Linked DNA regions of Mus musculus: region 2 is linked to region 1. A link is a loop called in an ENCODE intact Hi-C map of the cell type or tissue named here. Cell type or tissue: gastrocnemius. All regions are shown on one strand.

What was found. Peaks named below come from ENCODE experiments on the same cell type or tissue, not always from the same donor. Only the 100,000 strongest peaks of a DNase experiment are listed, where the experiment ranks them.
Region 2: it touches region 1 in a loop (10-fold over the local background); 16 of 42 quality-filtered maps call a loop at or near these places.

Annotation. Positions count from the first base shown.
Region 1 is chr11:69,542,044-69,550,043 of GRCm38, reverse strand. It overlaps Dnah2 (dynein, axonemal, heavy chain 2), which reads left to right and starts at 936. Exons shown (of 86, transcript NM_001081330.1): 1 at 936-1,052; 2 at 5,488-5,667. The coding sequence starts at 5,502. In gastrocnemius, CTCF peaks have their summits at 2,734 and 3,180 (motif pointing left); DNase peaks (open chromatin) are centred at 2,821, 3,168 and 3,421; H3K4me3 peaks cover 1,463 bases; H3K27ac peaks cover 1,238 bases.
Region 2 is chr11:69,609,913-69,617,912 of GRCm38, reverse strand. Shbg (sex hormone binding globulin) reads left to right here and starts at 8. Exons shown (of 8, transcript NM_011367.2): 1 at 8-164; 2 at 328-419; 3 at 582-771; 4 at 1,060-1,221; 5 at 1,417-1,576; 6 at 1,745-1,881; 7 at 2,186-2,393; 8 at 2,797-3,097. The coding sequence starts at 51. The coding sequence ends at 2,945. In gastrocnemius, CTCF peaks have their summits at 1,050 (motif pointing right) and 3,766 (motif pointing right); DNase peaks (open chromatin) are centred at 3,772 and 6,811; H3K4me3 peaks cover 842 bases; H3K27ac peaks cover 1,315 bases.

The sequences.
Region 1 (8,000 bases):
GGGCAGGGGCCAAGTTGCCAGGGTCTGTTCTACCGCGTGGCTCCACAGGATGGAACATTGCTTCTCAGGCTTTGCAGCAGGTGCCTTAACTCGCTGAGCCAACACACAAGACTGCAATAAAAATATCTGGTGGATAATGTTTGATGTTGCAAACTGAGATTTAAGTTAGAATGAAATGTGGGGCTTCTTCCTAACGGGAAAGTGGGCACCCACAGACTCGGGTCTCCCCCTTCCCAGGAAGATGTTCAAGGTCTGCAGGCAGGCGGGGGAAAGAGATGTGGGGTGGTTCGGAGGCAGGGTACTGGCTTGCCTGGACTTGGGGTGATAAGTAGGGCAAGAAAGAAAGACACAGAATGAATGGCCACTACTGAGTACAAGAGTCACGTATGTGGCAGGGCAGGTGTCCGGAGGGAGTTCAAAACAACCAGGTTCGAGGCAGCTGTGATTCTCATGAGGGAATTGAAGCAGTCCGTTTCCTGGTTCTCTATCAGGAACTTAGGCATCAGCTCCCCCAGTGGCACTGACTGGTGGGGTGGGGGTGCCCACGAGCAGCCTCAGGGGGCAGCAGCTGGTGAGTGGGGAGGAATCTGTGTGCTCAGCAAACAGCAGCCTTCGTGCGCACGGGCTTCCTCCTCCCTCATCAATCAGCCACAGCCAAATGTCCCTGCATTCCCACCACCCCAAGGGGACTGGGGCTGGGCCAGGGTCCCCAGGGGAGTGAGAAGGGGATGGATGTGGGGAGCCGGGGTGGGGCTTCGGTTTCCACCCATTGGCCCGAGTTCTCTTTGGAAGCCCTCAGTTCTTCTTGTCATGGAATGACTCTTTCCTGGCTCATGCCACTGGAGGGGGGTGGCCTCAGCTACAAATCACCTGTGGGGGGGCTGCTGGTGGGGAAAGGGGGCAGAGAGATGAGTCAGGGTTGTTGAAGAATCCACTCTGGTTCTCACGGAACTGGTCCAGGGCAGGGTCAGCAGGGCGGTTGCTGGCACAGAGGCCCCGTCTCCCACACTGATCCCTCTCTCCTAATGGATACTCAGGTCAGCCAGTGGCGGGTAAGACCCTGACCCCTTGAACATCTGTCCTTCCAGCTTCTCCTAGCACCCACCTTATTCCCTGCTTCTCACGAAGATCTAGAGGTATGGCACCCACCTCATCCAAAGTTTGCTATTACCCACGGGGGTTGGAGGGTGGGGGTAGGGGGCTGTGACTTCTAGGTCTTAGCTTCTGGCTCCCTCTCCCTCTCAGCCCTTACACCCCTCAGGGACCCAGGCGTCCTGCCCACTCCCTTTACCATAGCAACCATTCTTCTTGGAGTTGCTTAAGACTTTAATATCATTTCATTAAGTCAGTAAGTTCAGAGAAGGTTGGGAGCACAAAGGGACTAGGACTGGGCCCAAAAGGACCAAGGTAGGGGGGAAGAAGGACCGAGGCCCCTCTTCTCCGTGGAGATGGCTCTGAGAAATCAAATATTGACAGTGGGAGAACAGACCTTATTAAATCTGGGACAGGGGTGTGTGTGGGTGACTGTGGGAATGGCCGGGTGCCTGGGTTCTGAGGGTGATAAGGCTCTGGGAGGAGAGAAACGCCTATAGTTGAGGTGGCCCAGGCTAAGGGACCGATCTCAGGGTACAACTGCTCAGTCCCTTTCCTTTGGGATGTGCTTAGACTTGCTACTCTGGTTGTTTCTCAGCTGTCCCCTACAGCCCCTAGGGACAAGCATCCCATCACAGCTGTGGCTGCGCCCCCCCCCTCCCTTTACCTCCACCTCTGCTGATGAGCTTCAGCGGCGTTTAATCGGATTGAGCAGTAATTAGCAAAGCAAGATGTTTGATTACCTATTTAGCATAATGTGGGGGGCTGGGATCCCTAGGCACAGCCACCGTTGAGAGGGGAGTCAGAAGAGAAAAAGGGTCTATGCAAAGTTCCTTTCCCTGAGGGATTTATGAACCTGCCCTTGAGGATCCCCATCCCAAGCCTCCCCACAAATTTTCAGTCCTTTGGGACTTTTCCCTCGGGATTCTGACCAGTCACATCACCCCTCTTTACCATCTGGCTGGAAGATTACCTATGAGTTCCATCCCAGCCCCGTGTACTGTGCAGCTGTTGGTTTTAGGGTGTGGCGCAGCCTCTTTCCTTCAGTCCCTGCTCTCTCAGCAACAGGAGTCTGGGCTGGGCCAAAGACCACACAAATCAGAGCTCAGAAACTCATCTTCAGGATAATGGCGGCAGCTAGATGTGGCAGCACACCCCCATAATTCCAGCACCCAAGAGGCAGAGGCAAGACTCAAAGTTTGAGAGTTTGAGGCCAGCTTGAGCTACATGGCGAACGGGGAAGGTGTTGGTATTGGTGTTGGTGTAAGTAAGAGAGGAATGGTCGATTATGGAAGTGGTGGCTTGGGTCAGGGTGTAGATAAATGCATTGGCTTCCAGGAGTACCAGGGACTGCCACTTCCGGCAGGACCAGACTGGCTAAATGAGACCTGTCAGGTGTGAAAATGGTAGAACTGAGGTGCCAGCGTCTCTTCATATCCAGCAAAGAAAATGTCATCAATTTAGCTCCTCATGGAAATGTAATCAGTGGGCTCGCTGCTGGCTTTGTCTTAATTAGGCACTATTGATGGAAGCAGGGAGGGCGCCTCCCTATTCCCATGATTCTGCTTCCTCGTGGCATTTCCCACGTCTCCCCAAAGCGTCTTGCGACCTCGGGTACAGCTGTCTTTTCCACCTTCCAGCCACCAGGACACGCAGCGCCCCCTAGCACCCACTCAGTTCTGCCCCTCCAATGATCTCCAAGCTGCTCTGGGACGCAGCCTTTGTTCTTATGGAGAGCAAAGCTCCTCCCAGGCCGGGTCACCTTCCCCAGGGGAGTCCCCGCCTCTCGTTTGCCCCCCAAACCAGCAACGCTTTTCAAAGCCAATCCTCAGATTAAAAAAAAAAAAAAAATTCCAGTTCCAGCCTTCACCCGTTCCCCCCCGCCCCCGCCCCGTGCCTCCCAGCAATCCTAGACCCCAATCCGGGCTAAGAAGCGGGAGCAGCGGGAGGGCAGGGGTGCTCCAGCCCCGGTTTTTCCCCTGGACCCAGCTGCAGCCCTGGCTGTTTGGAAATCCTGGAGAGTTTTCTAGAAGGTGAACGAGTCTCGCAGGCGGGACCCCGAGCGCCACCTGCTGGACCCGTGCAGGCCGGAGCCCACACACCTGGGGGCCGGGGTCGGGCGTTTGGGTCCCCCTGTCTTTTCCACATCCTGCGAGACCGTGTCTCATTGTTTTCAGTCCCAGCTCTTCCAGCATAGTCCTCAAATCCAGGCGGGAGCCGTCCCCCGCACCTTCGGCTCCCAGATTTAGTAGCTCTCGAAACCCTAGCCGCGCCCCCCCTTGCCCTTTAGTCTCAGATCCACGCGGGAAAGACTCTCGTGGGGTGGGGCCGCGGAGCAGTGCGCCTGCGCAGTGTCCGCAGACCCGCCACTTACTCTCCCGGCCCCGAGTTGCCATGGCGACGCGTGCATGCAGGCGCGGGCCTGGGAGGGCCACGCGGGGCAGCTTCTTGGTTGGTGTGACCCAACCGTCTGTCTAGGGAGGAGAGGGTCGACCTTGTGAGGTGTGTGTCGGGACAGAGGGAAGGAAAGAATGCTGGGGAGAAGGGGGCAGCTGTAGGGGAGGAGCAGCAGCCGAGCTGGGGTGGTTGTAGGGGGAGAGGGGAGCAAGGAACATTTGTGACTGGGAAGAAGAAGGGCAATTCGGGGTGCAGTGAAGGGGGAACAGTTGTGTGGGCAAGAAGTTGTGAGGGAGACTGCCTACTGGTGACCAGTTTGAGGAGCAAGCGGGCCCTGAGGTATTTCCAGTAACCCCAGTGAGCCCCAGGCTGGAACAGTGTCTCCCGGTGTCTGCAGTGTGGTTTCTGTCTCCAGAGGCTCCAGTGTGAGGCTTAGGGGAGCTAGATGCTTCCCCCTGAGGCTGATGGAGGAAACCGCGCTCTTGTAGTTGGTTTTATTGATTTGTTGGCCTAACAGAACGTTTTTCCTTGGAGCAAAGTACAAATCCTTCAAGTTTGAAATTCATAACCCGGTGATCAATGCCTGTGGCAGCCTGTGGGGATGAGGCAAGGCAGCCACAGGTGGCTGCCAGGCTCTTGAGGAGGAAGAGGGAGCGCCCAGCATTCTACAGTGTGTTCAGGAGATTCTGTGCTCCTGACTTAGTTGCTTTTTTTTTTTTTTTTTGCCCACTGGGTCTTCCTCATGTCCTCAGTTTCTTTTTTTTCACCATTGCATAATTTGACATTCATTACTGGGTGGCTTTTGTCCTTCTTGGTTGTTCCTAAGGACATTTGGAATCTGGTGATCCTGAAATTGTGTACTTAGCATAGACTCAACCAACAGGCCTAAGAAACCACAGTCCACACTAACCAGGCTCCCCACCTCTAAGCAATTAAAGACTAAAGAGACTTGTGCACACGGTCTTTGTTTAAGGCTGCTGAGATCTCAGTGTGGTGGGAAGAACATTTTTTTTTTTAAGTGAGGAGGAGAGGAGCTACATAGGAAAATCATCTGGGTTTGCCTCAGTGACTTGACACAGTAACAGCGACGATGGTGGCAATCACCGGGACTGTGCCTTCTCTTATTCAGGAGACTGCAGGATAGTGTAGCTGAAGGCCTGGGTGAACATAGACGTTTTCCATAACCTCCCTTAGTGCGGTTTCTGATATATATATATGTGTGTGTGTATGTGTGTATGTGTATGTATGTGTGTGTGTGTATATATATATATATATATTTAATGTATATGTACATATATATGTATGCAAACGTGTGTAGATACCCAAAGAAGGGAGTCAGATCACTAGGAACTGGAGTTACAGACAGTTGTGAGTCACCTGGTGCTGGGGAACCAAACTCTTGTGGTCCTGACGAGGAGAAAGCTATCTTTTCAGTTCCTGTGTCTGTTATTTGTTTATTCCTAATGGCTTATGAGACCTTGATTTCCCCTACTTGCAGTTTGTGTGTGTGTATGTGTGTGTGTGCATGCCGTGGTGTGTACTTGCAGGGCAGAGAACACTTGTGCATGTGCACTCTATACCACATGAACCCCAGGGATTGAACTCAGGCCCTTAGACTGGTTGGCAAGCACCTTAACGTTCTGAGCCCTCTAGCCTGCCCGGGGCTTTGACTTTTAATCTGATTCTGTGAAGAGTTTGGGTTATCCCAGGGAAGAAGAGAGGCCTCCATGGTCCCCCTCCCTTCTTAAATTGGGTGTTTGGAGCCTAACCCAGGGCCTTGTATACACATTCCAAGCAAGCACTTTACCACTGAGCTGTGACCCTTGGGAGCCAAGGTTCTATTGGGTATGCTCCGAGGGTACAGCAGGGTACCCCCAGAAAAGATGATCATCTAAGGTGTCCCACTCAAGTTTCTGAGTCCAGAGGGAACATGTGTACCTGGAGGCTGGGTTAGAGGTGGGATCTGGAGGTGGACTTCCTGCCCCCGTGTACCTGCAGGTTTTGCCTTCAAGATGGCTAGCAAAGCCGAGAAGAAGCGAAAAGTGGCTGGCCGGGGAGGCGCCCGGGCAGGCCGAGTTGTCCGAGCTCCTCAGTCCACTGCAGGCCCAGGAGCTACAGAGGCTTCCCTGCTCCCTGATGGTCAGGAGCCAGAGCCCGAGTCTGGCAAGGAGGACTCTGGTGAGTACTTGCTGGGACGGAGGGGACTTAGAAATGGACCGTGGGCAGAAGTAGAGAGGCTTTTGAGAGCTTTTTTTTTTTTTTTTCCTGAGACAGGGTCTCTCTGTGTAGCTCTGGGTGGTCTCAAACTGGCTAGGTACAGCAGGCGGGCCTGGCATTCATCAGGGATCTGCCTCCCTTTGCCTCACAAGCCCTGGGATTAAAGGGGGCACCACCATGCCCAACTCAGGAGTATCTTGGGGCTAGGGCGCAGGACCACGAAGCAGGACAGATGTGATAGTGTATCTAAGGCTTCCACAGAGCCTCCATCCTTCTCTTTTCTTTCCTCTTGATATGTGCACGTGCCTTCTTCCTGGTCAGCCCGCTATTTATTCTGTTTTTTAAAATCTCCCATCAGTGTACCAGGAATTCACCAGCCAGTTCTTTCTCTAGCCTCTTCCTTATTTCAAGTGTTTCTGGTTGTTCCCACCCCACTGTAGAGGGTTTGATCTCTTCCTTTTTCCTATTTTCACCCTGGGTGGCAAAACAAATAGTGTTTTTCTTCCATTAAGCCCATCACCATGGAGACCCAGCCTGCTTCGCCACCCTTTGATTCCTAAGCCCGGCTGATGCGTTCCACCATCTGTTGAAAGCTCCTGTGTTTTCTTCCTCAGCTTGGCAGAGACTTGGTAGATTGTGGAGGTTCAGGTTCAGGGTGACAGGAAAAGAAGCCTACATGGAGGGAACAAAGAGCTGCCTCTTGTGGAGTTGATCCTGGAGCCAGAGTGGTTGGAGGGGTTGGGGTCTTGGTTGCTGTCGGTTGCTTTCCCTTTAGATCCTGTCCAACGGCCTGAGGCTGTGAGCCAGGTGTAGACCTCACCTTTTAAAACGCGGGGCTTGTTGGTATTGCTAGTGTCCTGTAAGGATGAAGAGAAATAGAATCTTCTCCTGTTGACTTCTAAAATTTTATTTAATAAGTATTTTATTATTACTACTACTATTTTATTATATGTATAGTTGTTTTGCCTGAATGTTGGTCCGAGCACCCCATGCCATATATCTGGTGGAGGCCAGAACATCAGATTCCCCTGGGGCTCCAGTGTAGATGGTGAGCCCCCACTTGGCTGCTGAAATCAAACCTAGGTTCTCTGGAAGAGAAAGCAGTGCTCTTAACCATGAAATAATCTCTCCAGCCCCTAATTATTTAATTATCTTGTGGAGGGATGGGTGAGCCTGCTCATATCATGGTGCATATGTAGAGGTTGGAGGACAGCTTGTGGGAGTTGGTTCTTTCCTCTTAGCCCATGGGGTCCAGGGATCACACTCATGTGGTTGGGCTTGGTGATGAGTACCCTTATGTGCTCATCCATCCCCGTGTCTCTTTTTTCCTTTAGTGTTGAGGGCTCAACCCAAGGCCTCATGCATGTTAGGCGAGCGCTCTCCCACGGAGCTGTGTCCCCAGAGAGAATCCACTGTAATGGGATAGTGGGAATAGGCTTAGGGCTGTAGGTGTGCTAGCCACACACACACACACACACACACACACACACACACACACACACACACACACTCACTCACTCACTCACTCACACTGAGATGGAGTTTTCTTATATGTCCCAGGAGGGCTTTGAACTCTGGCTCTTGCTTTGAATTTTTGACCTTTCGTTTTCAGTCTCCCGAGTTGTGGGAGTGTAGACCTGCGCCTTTCCTGGCTCCTTACTGATGTTGCCCGTAAGGGTTAGGAGATGAAGTGCAGGTCTAGGGAAAGGCCCATGAACTCAGTCTAGGATCTATGTATAGCCTTTTAGAAACATGCAATATTATCATCTCTGATGTCTCATGTGCTCAGTTCAAAACAGTTTAAAATTGACTAGCTCCAAGAAGCCTGGTACCAGGAGCTAGGGCAGACAGCAGGGAAGGTGTTGTTTGGAGAACCTTCTGAGAAACAAAGAGAAAATGTTTCAAAATGGATGCACCAGTCTTCCTATACCACAGAAAACCGGTCCGTGTCCCCCCCCCCCCCCCCCCCCCCCGTCCTCTCCCCAGACAGGGTTTCTCTATGTAGTCCTGACTATCCTTGAACTTTCTCTGAACTATAGATCAGGCTGGCCTTGAACTCACAGAAATCTACCTGCTTCTGCCTCCAGAGTGCTGGAATTAAAGGGGTGTGTCACCACCCCTGGCTTTTTTTTTTTAAAGATTTATTTATTTTATGTATATGAATACACTGTAGCTATACAGATGGTTGTGAACCATGTGTGGTTGCTGGGAATTGAACTCAGGACTTCTGCTTGCTTTGGTCCCACTTGCTCCTGCCCCAAGATTTGTTATTTATTTATGTATTTATTTATTTA
Region 2 (8,000 bases), 68 kb before region 1:
CCCCACTGGTTTTCAGATAGTCTGAGCCACTGGGTGGATAGCTGCTAACTATGGAGAAGAGAGACTCTGTGGCCTTGCATTGGCGACTGCTTCTGCTGTTGCTACTACTGATGCCGCCTCCCACCCACCAGGGACGGGCCCTGAGACACATTGACCCTATCCAGGTGCAAGAAGGAGATAGAATTCTCAGCTTCTGTGTGCTTAAATGAGCTTCATCTTAGCCCTGCCTTTCCCCTTCCCCTTTCTCTCCTCCTCTGACCCTGGAACTGTACCTTTCTGTCTCTGAAATGTCTTTGGTCAGCTTTTTTTTTTTTTTTTTCCTGACAGAGTGCCCAGGACCCTCCTGCTAAGTACCTCAGCAATGGCCCAGGACAAGAGCCTGTCATGGTTATGACCATTGACCTCACCAAAATCAGCAAGTATGGGAGCCACTGGGCCTCTTAATCCAGTCCTCTGACCTCCTGTTCCCACCCCACCTGCTCTCTCCCTTCACCTATCCGTTTTCTCCCTGAATTCCTCTTCCCCCAACACTGGAAGCCCCCCACACCCCATATCCAGTCTTCCTTTCTGTGTCTTTCCAGACCCCATTCCTCCTTTGAGTTTCGAACCTGGGATCCAGAGGGAGTGATTTTTTATGGGGACACCAACACTGAAGATGACTGGTTCCTGCTGGGACTGCGAGCTGGCCAGCTTGAAATCCAGCTACACAATGCCTGGGCTCGGCTCACAGTAGGCTTTGGTCCTCGGCTGGACGATGGGAGATGGCACCCGGTAAGAGAACTCTGCCTTCGTGGGGAGGGGTCACCTTGATGTCATCTGGGGGAGAGCAGGAGTGTCCCTTCAGCCTGGTCGTCTGTCTCGGCGACACACAATCCCTGGGAAGTGGCTATTCTTGTCCTAGTTTCATCAGATGGGAATCCCAAGGCTGAGTCAGTATGTCAGTGACACAGTCTGAGTGAGCCAAGCACCCATGTTCCAGAGCATCTTCTTTCAGCTGTACTCGGCTGCCCGGAGACAGGGTCAGGACCCTCTCACTCTGCTTCTGACCACCTCCTGTAGGTGGAGCTGAAGATGAACGGGGATTCACTGCTGCTGTGGGTGGATGGGAAGGAGATGCTATGCCTGAGACAAATCTCTGCATCCCTGGCTGACCACTCCCAGCGCAGCATGAGGATTGCACTAGGGGGGCTCCTCCTCCCTACTTCCAAACTTCGGTTTCCGGTAACTATATCCCAGGGCTAAGCTGTGGAAATCTCAGTTCAGGTTTTAGGGAGAGGGAGGTCCATCCAGCAAAAGCTACATGGGGAAGAGCTAAACACTTATATTTCAGAGGAAATTTGCTATAGTTTTTGGGGCTCAGATGCCCTAATTCCACCTCCCAATAATTTCCTTTCCTTCCACTCCCACCCCCTTCAGCTCGTGCCTGCCCTGGACGGCTGTATTCGGCGAGATATCTGGCTGGGCCACCAGGCCCAGCTCTCAGCCTCTCCCCGCACTAGCCTGGGAAACTGTGATGTGGACCTGCAACCTGGACTGTTCTTCCCTCCAGGGACCCACGCAGAATTCAGTCTCCAAGGTGGACTTTTAAAAGTCTCTTTCTCCTCTATGGCCAGCTCTGCCTTCTGCTGTCTCTCTTTAACACTGTGCTCATCTCTCCATAAAACCCGTCTTAAGGCCTAAGAAGGATTCTCTCTCTCTCTCTCTCTCTCCCTCTCTCTCTCTCTCCCTCTCTCTCTCTCTCTAGACATTCCCCAGCCTCATGCAGACCCCTGGACCTTTTCTCTGGAGCTAGGATTTAAGCTGGTGGATGGCTCAGGACAACTCCTTGCTCTTGGAACAGGAACAAATTCTTCTTGGCTTAACATTCACCTCCAAAACCAAGTAAAGGGACAGGGTCGGATGCTGGCTGTATTTAGTGGATTATGGGAAAATGAGGCAAGGGGGGCTTTGAGGAGTAGAAAGGCTTAAGGGGAAATCCTGGGACATATCTTGTCATTGTCCACAGAATGCAAACAGCTTTTACCTAGAATGCATGTTTATTTCGGTCTGGAGATTTTTCACAGAAGGTCAAACCAGGAAACTGCATGGGAATATAGATCAGAGGCAAAATCACAGTAGCTAGTGGGACTGCAAGGCGGCTCGTTCTTTCCTGTCTTAATGCCCATCTCTGTCCCACCCATTGCAGAGCGTGGTTCTGTCTTCCGAGGCAGAACCTAAGGTAGTTTTACCCTTGGACGTGGGACTCCCTCTTCAGCTGACGCTGGATAGAGTCAAAGTGGTCTTGAGCCAAGGACCAAAGATGGAAGTCCTTTCTATGTCTCTTTTGAGACCTGCCTCCCTCTGGAGACTCTGGTCCCACCCTCAGGGCCATCTCTCCCTTGGGGCTTTACCAGGTAAGAGAAGGCCTTAGAAGTATGTTAGCTGAAGAAGAGAGAAGGTATTCTGAGGGGAACGAGATCACTGGGAGGAAAGAGAGGGGTGACTTGTGGGGTGTTGCTCAAGCACTGAGTGCCTGAGGCCTGTGGTTTTATAACTAGAAAATAAAAGTGGAATAGAAAGGGGGCAGGCTTGTGTGTGTGTGTGCGCGTGCACACACACACACACAATCAACAAACACTGGGGAGGCTCAGGCAGGAAGAGTGCATGTGCAAGGCTAGCCTGGGCTACATAGCAAAACTCAGTCTAAAAAAAGAAATCTTTAAAAGGGTGAGGAAATTATTGCGGAAATTCAGACTGTGGGGTGGGAGCTACGGGGTCTGAGCCATCCTGACGGTCTGCACCATCTTCCTCCTCTAGGAGAGAGTTCTTCTGCTTCCTTCTGCCTGAGTGACTTTTGGGTACAAGGACAGAGACTGGACATAGACCAGGCCCTGAGCAGAAGCCAGGACATCTGGACTCACAGCTGCCCCCAGAGACCTAGCAACGATACCCGCACCTCCCACTAGCCCCTTCTGAGAAGCAGACAAGGTGGTACACATCTTTAAAGCCAGGAGAGGTGAAGTTGGGAGAATCGGGACTTCAAGATTATCCTTGGCTACATAACATGTTTGAGACCAGCCCAGGCTACATGAAACCCTGTCTTTAAAAATAAAAAAAGAACTTTGGATGCAACTGATTTCATTTATTCAACAAATATTTGCTGTGCTCTGGTAGTGGACCAGACAGTGAGGCAAGCGGTGAGATGTATTGAAGAGCAAAACAGCCGTTCTTCCTTTGGATGCTCATGGAGCCACAGGAAAGGCGGGTTTGCTTCAAAGGGCAACAGATAGAAGGATAACTGGAAGATGTATGTGTGCGAAAGTGCACAGAGTCGACACGGCTACGACATAGCCAGGAAGGCAAGAGATTTTCCTGAGGATGTGGCGTCTTAGGCTGAGCCCCAGAAGCAGAGAAGCAGGAACAACGGACACACACACACACACACACACACCACTACTTTCTGGAAGCTGAGCGCCTACCTACCCTCTTCTTCAACACCCACACTCTGAGACTCCAGCTTCCCATCTCTCAAGTCGTATAGAAATTTGTTTCTCGCCGGGCATGGTGGCGCACGCCTTTAATACCAGCACTCGGGAGGCAGAGGCAGGCGGATTTCTGAGTTCGAGGCCAGCCTGATCTACAGAGTGAGTACCAGGACAGCCAGGGCTACAGAGAAACCCTGTCTCGAAAAACCAAAAAAAAAAAAAAAAAAAAAAAAAGAAAGAAAGTTGTTTCTCGGTCATTCCGGTCTTTGGCATGGCCACTGCTGTGCAGAGAAGGGGCAGCAGGGGGCGGAAGAGTGTCACACAGAGATAGGGCAGGAGTTCTGGGAAAGATTGGGAAGGAATAAAAAAGACCTCGGAGTGAAAAGCTTTCCTTGCCTGTGGGAGGCCCTGGGTTCAGTCTCCAGCATGGCCAAAACAGGAGACAAAAAGAGGGACGGAGGGGGTCAAAATAGCAACTCTCCTAGCTTCGTCTTTGTTGCTGTCCCAGAGGCGTTTGTATTTTTCCACTAAACAAACAAACAAAGTTTGTACTGGTTCCAACTGGAAAGAAAAGGCAGATTCAGAAAAAAATTCTGCCATCAAAGTGTTTCGGGAGGGATTGGGGCAGTTGTTCCCGCGGTAGAGTGCTTGTCTACCAGCGGGAAACCCATGGTAGGACCGTGCAACAAGGCGTAAAGTGGGCGTGGTGCGTGTAGGTGGAGAAGGACTTCCAGAAGTTCATGGCTATCCTCTAGAAGGAGGCCTTCCTGTACTGACATCGACCTGCAGGGTCTGTTTGTTTGGTTTTTGTGGTGCTGGGGATGGAACCAGAATGTGTACATGCTATGCCGCCCCCCCCCCCCACTCTCCCACTACCCGGATATCTGCAGCAGTCTGTTAAAAATCAAAACCGAATATGGTGGCCCTCACTCTCCAAGGGAACCTCAATGCCCAAGGCTCAGGCTCCAACTTTCAGCTCTTTTCGGATTCACTGTGTCCTAGCTGCCAAGGAGTCCTCGGGCTCCAGCCCTCCGTCCTGCCTCTGAGTCTCACTATGCAGCCCTTGCTGGTCTGGAACTTGAACTTGCTATGTAGACCATGCTGACCTCACATGAAGTCACAAAAATTCGCCTGACTCTGCCACAGGAGTGAGTGGACCGCTGTGCCCTTCCAGACCCAGTGAGAGTCCCAAGGCTCCAGCCTCCAATTTCTTTACTCTCTCTCTCTCTCTCTCTCTCTCTCTCTCTCTCTCTAAGTGATAAGAATAGAAGGTTTATTTTAAATTTATTTACTTATTTTTGTTGTGTCATCCATCCTACCTCCCATCCCTCACCTTCTGGCTGTCCTGAAACTCACTGTGTAAAACAGGCTGGCCTCAGATTCACAGAGATCCACCTGCCTCTGTTTCCTGGGTGCTGGGATCTAAGTCATACCTCCCCTCCGCCTCCATCTCCCCCATCTCTTTTTGAGAAAGGATTTCAAGTATTCCAGGCTGGCTTCAAACTGATATGTAGTCAAGGAAGACCTCGAATTGCCTCCCACCCATCCCTGCTCCTTCTGCCTCTAGCTCTTGAGTGCTGTAATTACAGGTGTGGGTAAACAAATTAGTTTTGTGGGGTACTAGAGAGAAACCCAGGGTTTCATGCATAGCAGACAAGCACTCAACCAACCACCAAGCTACATCCTCAGCTTCAGCCACCCAGTAACCCAAAGCCATGGGATCTCACTCCCTGGACCCACTATTCTCTTCCACAGAGATCAGCCAGGACCACCTTGATGACTCCAGACTGAGGAGGCCCTAGCAAAGCCCCTGTAGTGAAAGGCACAGAGCACACACCCCCAGCCTTGTTTTCCCCAACTTTGTTCCTGTAGGCTCTCCTCCACCCAGCCAGCAGTGTTGGCAGAAGAGTCTTCAGGAAATCTAGGGAGTCCAAATTCATTCTGATCTCTGGTTTGTGTTTAAGGTCAACTTTGGCCACCTGGGGCATGCTCATTCAACTGATAGATACTGTGTACCTACCACTGTTCTGGTTTCTGGACACTGGGGCCACTCTGGTCAAATGGACACATTCACAGTCCTTGGCAGGTGTGGCTCTCACAGTATGGTGGGAAGAGAACAGTTAACCCATATAGGAAATAAATAATGCCAGCCAATAGTGGGTGGCTCATGCCTGAAATCTCAGTCTTTGGGAGGCTAAGGCAAAAGGATAGCCTAGACTTTAGAGACCCTGCCTAAAAACTCAAAACAAACCAAAATAATACTTAGGTTGGTAGCTCAGTCTGTAATCCCAGCACTTGGGAGCAAGGATTTCAAAGGTCATCCTTAGCTACATAAATGGAAGTCTAATCTGGAGTACATGAGACCCTATCTCAAAAAACAAGGGGACTGAAGAGGTGGCTCAGAGGTTAAGAGCATTTGCTGTTTTTCCCAGAGGATTGAGATTCATTTCTCAGCACCCACGTGGTGGCTCACAGTGGTCTATGACTCCAGTTCCAAGGGACCCAACACCTCCTTTTAGCCTCTATGGGTACTGCACATACTTGGTGCATAGCCCTGCAGGCAAAAATATCTGTATACATTTTTTTTTTTAAATAAGGTTGGATGTGGTATGCATGCCTTTAATCCCACTACTTGGGAGGCAGAGGCAGGGGGATCCCTTGAGTTCAAGGCCAGTCTGGTCTAACTAAGCCAGCCAGAGCTACATAGTGAAAACTGTCTCAAAACAAAAACAAACAAAAACTAATAAAACAACTCCCCTAAAATGCACCATTTCAAAAGGTGACTATAGCCGGGCATGGTGGCACACACCTTTAATCCCAGCATTCCGGAGGCAGGGGCAGGCAGATTTCTGAGTTCAAGGCCAGCCTGGTCTACAGAGTTCCAGGATAGCCAGGGCTATACAGAGAAACCCTTCCTCGAAAAACCAAAAAAGAAAAAAAAAAAAAAAAGTAACTATAAAGGGAGTAAGAGCCAAGACTGGAGTAGAGGGAGGAAGGCAGAAACGTCCATGAAGTAATGTCACTGGAGTGGAGACCTAAGTAATGAGAGGTCACCCAGTGGATGTCTCAGGTGTTCGACCGCAGGGGATGGGTTGAAGAGTCTGAACAAAGGTGAGCATCCATCAAGGAGGGCTGAGTTCCGGGTGACTTTGTGTGCTCAGGCTGTTCCAGGGGCTCCTTCTCCTCCTCTGCCCCTACCCTGTGCTCTCCAGGACACTGTGCCCTCCACCTCTCTTCTGCTGCCTGCCCTAGATTCCAGGATTCCTGACCGCAGTCCAAGGCTGTCTACACTCTTTCATTAAGACTGACTTTGCTTTGACACAGACTTTGCCAAGCCCCCACCAAGGGCATCGACTGAGCCTGCTCAGCGTCCCTTGTCTTCTCCAGCACCCACCCCCCTCCAAAAGAAAACTTTCCAGATTTGGCAGCACATCCTGAAGCCATCAAGGCCTGGCCTACCCTACTGATTCCACCCTACCACGCTAGCCACTGCCTCTCTCCCCCTCCCTCCACCCCCTCCCTGCCCTCTGTCCCCCTCCTCTCTCTTCTCTCTCTCTCTTTCAGCTAACATTTATTAGCTGCAGACAGGATGCCAAGCACTGTGTTAGGTCATCCACAGAGATTCTAAGGATGAAGATGACCTGATAATGTCCCTGTAGTCCCTGAGTGTTTGAGAGAGATATGTATGTAAAATGCTATTTAAAACAAACAAACAACACAACTTTTTTTTTTTCTTTTGAAACAGTGTTTTATGTTGCCCAAGCTGGCTTCCTACTTTGTGCAGCTGAAGATGACCTGTGAATGCCTGATGCTACTGCCTCCACCCTTTGAGCACCGGAACTACTAGTGCCACCATGGCAAATGTAAGCATCTCCAGGACACAGTGCTTCCTAGGCAAACACTCTACCAACTGAATTACATTTCTAGGCGTCAGTATGCTTTCTTTATGTTTCTGCTTCTCCCCCCCACCACCCTAGGGGTTTTACTATATAGTTCTGGCTGGCCTGAGCTCACTAGATAGATCACCTCCGTGCCCCACTTTTATCTAGGATCATGGGTATGCTGAGAGAAGTGCTCTGACATCGAGATGCTATCCCAGCCCCTAACTGGGATAGCTAAAAGGAAAAACAAGTTCTGGTCCTGGTGGCACACACCTTTAATCCCAGCAATTGGGAGGCAGAGGCAGGCGGATTTCTGAGTTCGAGGCCAGCCTGGTCTACAGAGTGAGTTCCAGGACAGCCAGGACAGAGAAACCCTGTCTCAACAAACCAAAGTAAATAAATAAAGGAAGGAAGTAAGGAAGTGATATCTTCCCCACAACCCAGTGATATCTACAGGAAACCTAGATATTAATTTCATCAAGGTATATCAAAGGAATGAACTATATTACATTGTGTGAAATTGAACAAATGATTGTAACTGTCAGTCTCTACCATTTTTTTTAGACTGAGTTTAATTCTATAACTTTGGCTGTCCCAGAACTCACTAGATAAACCAGGCTGGTATTGAACTCACAGACATCTACATTACTCTGTC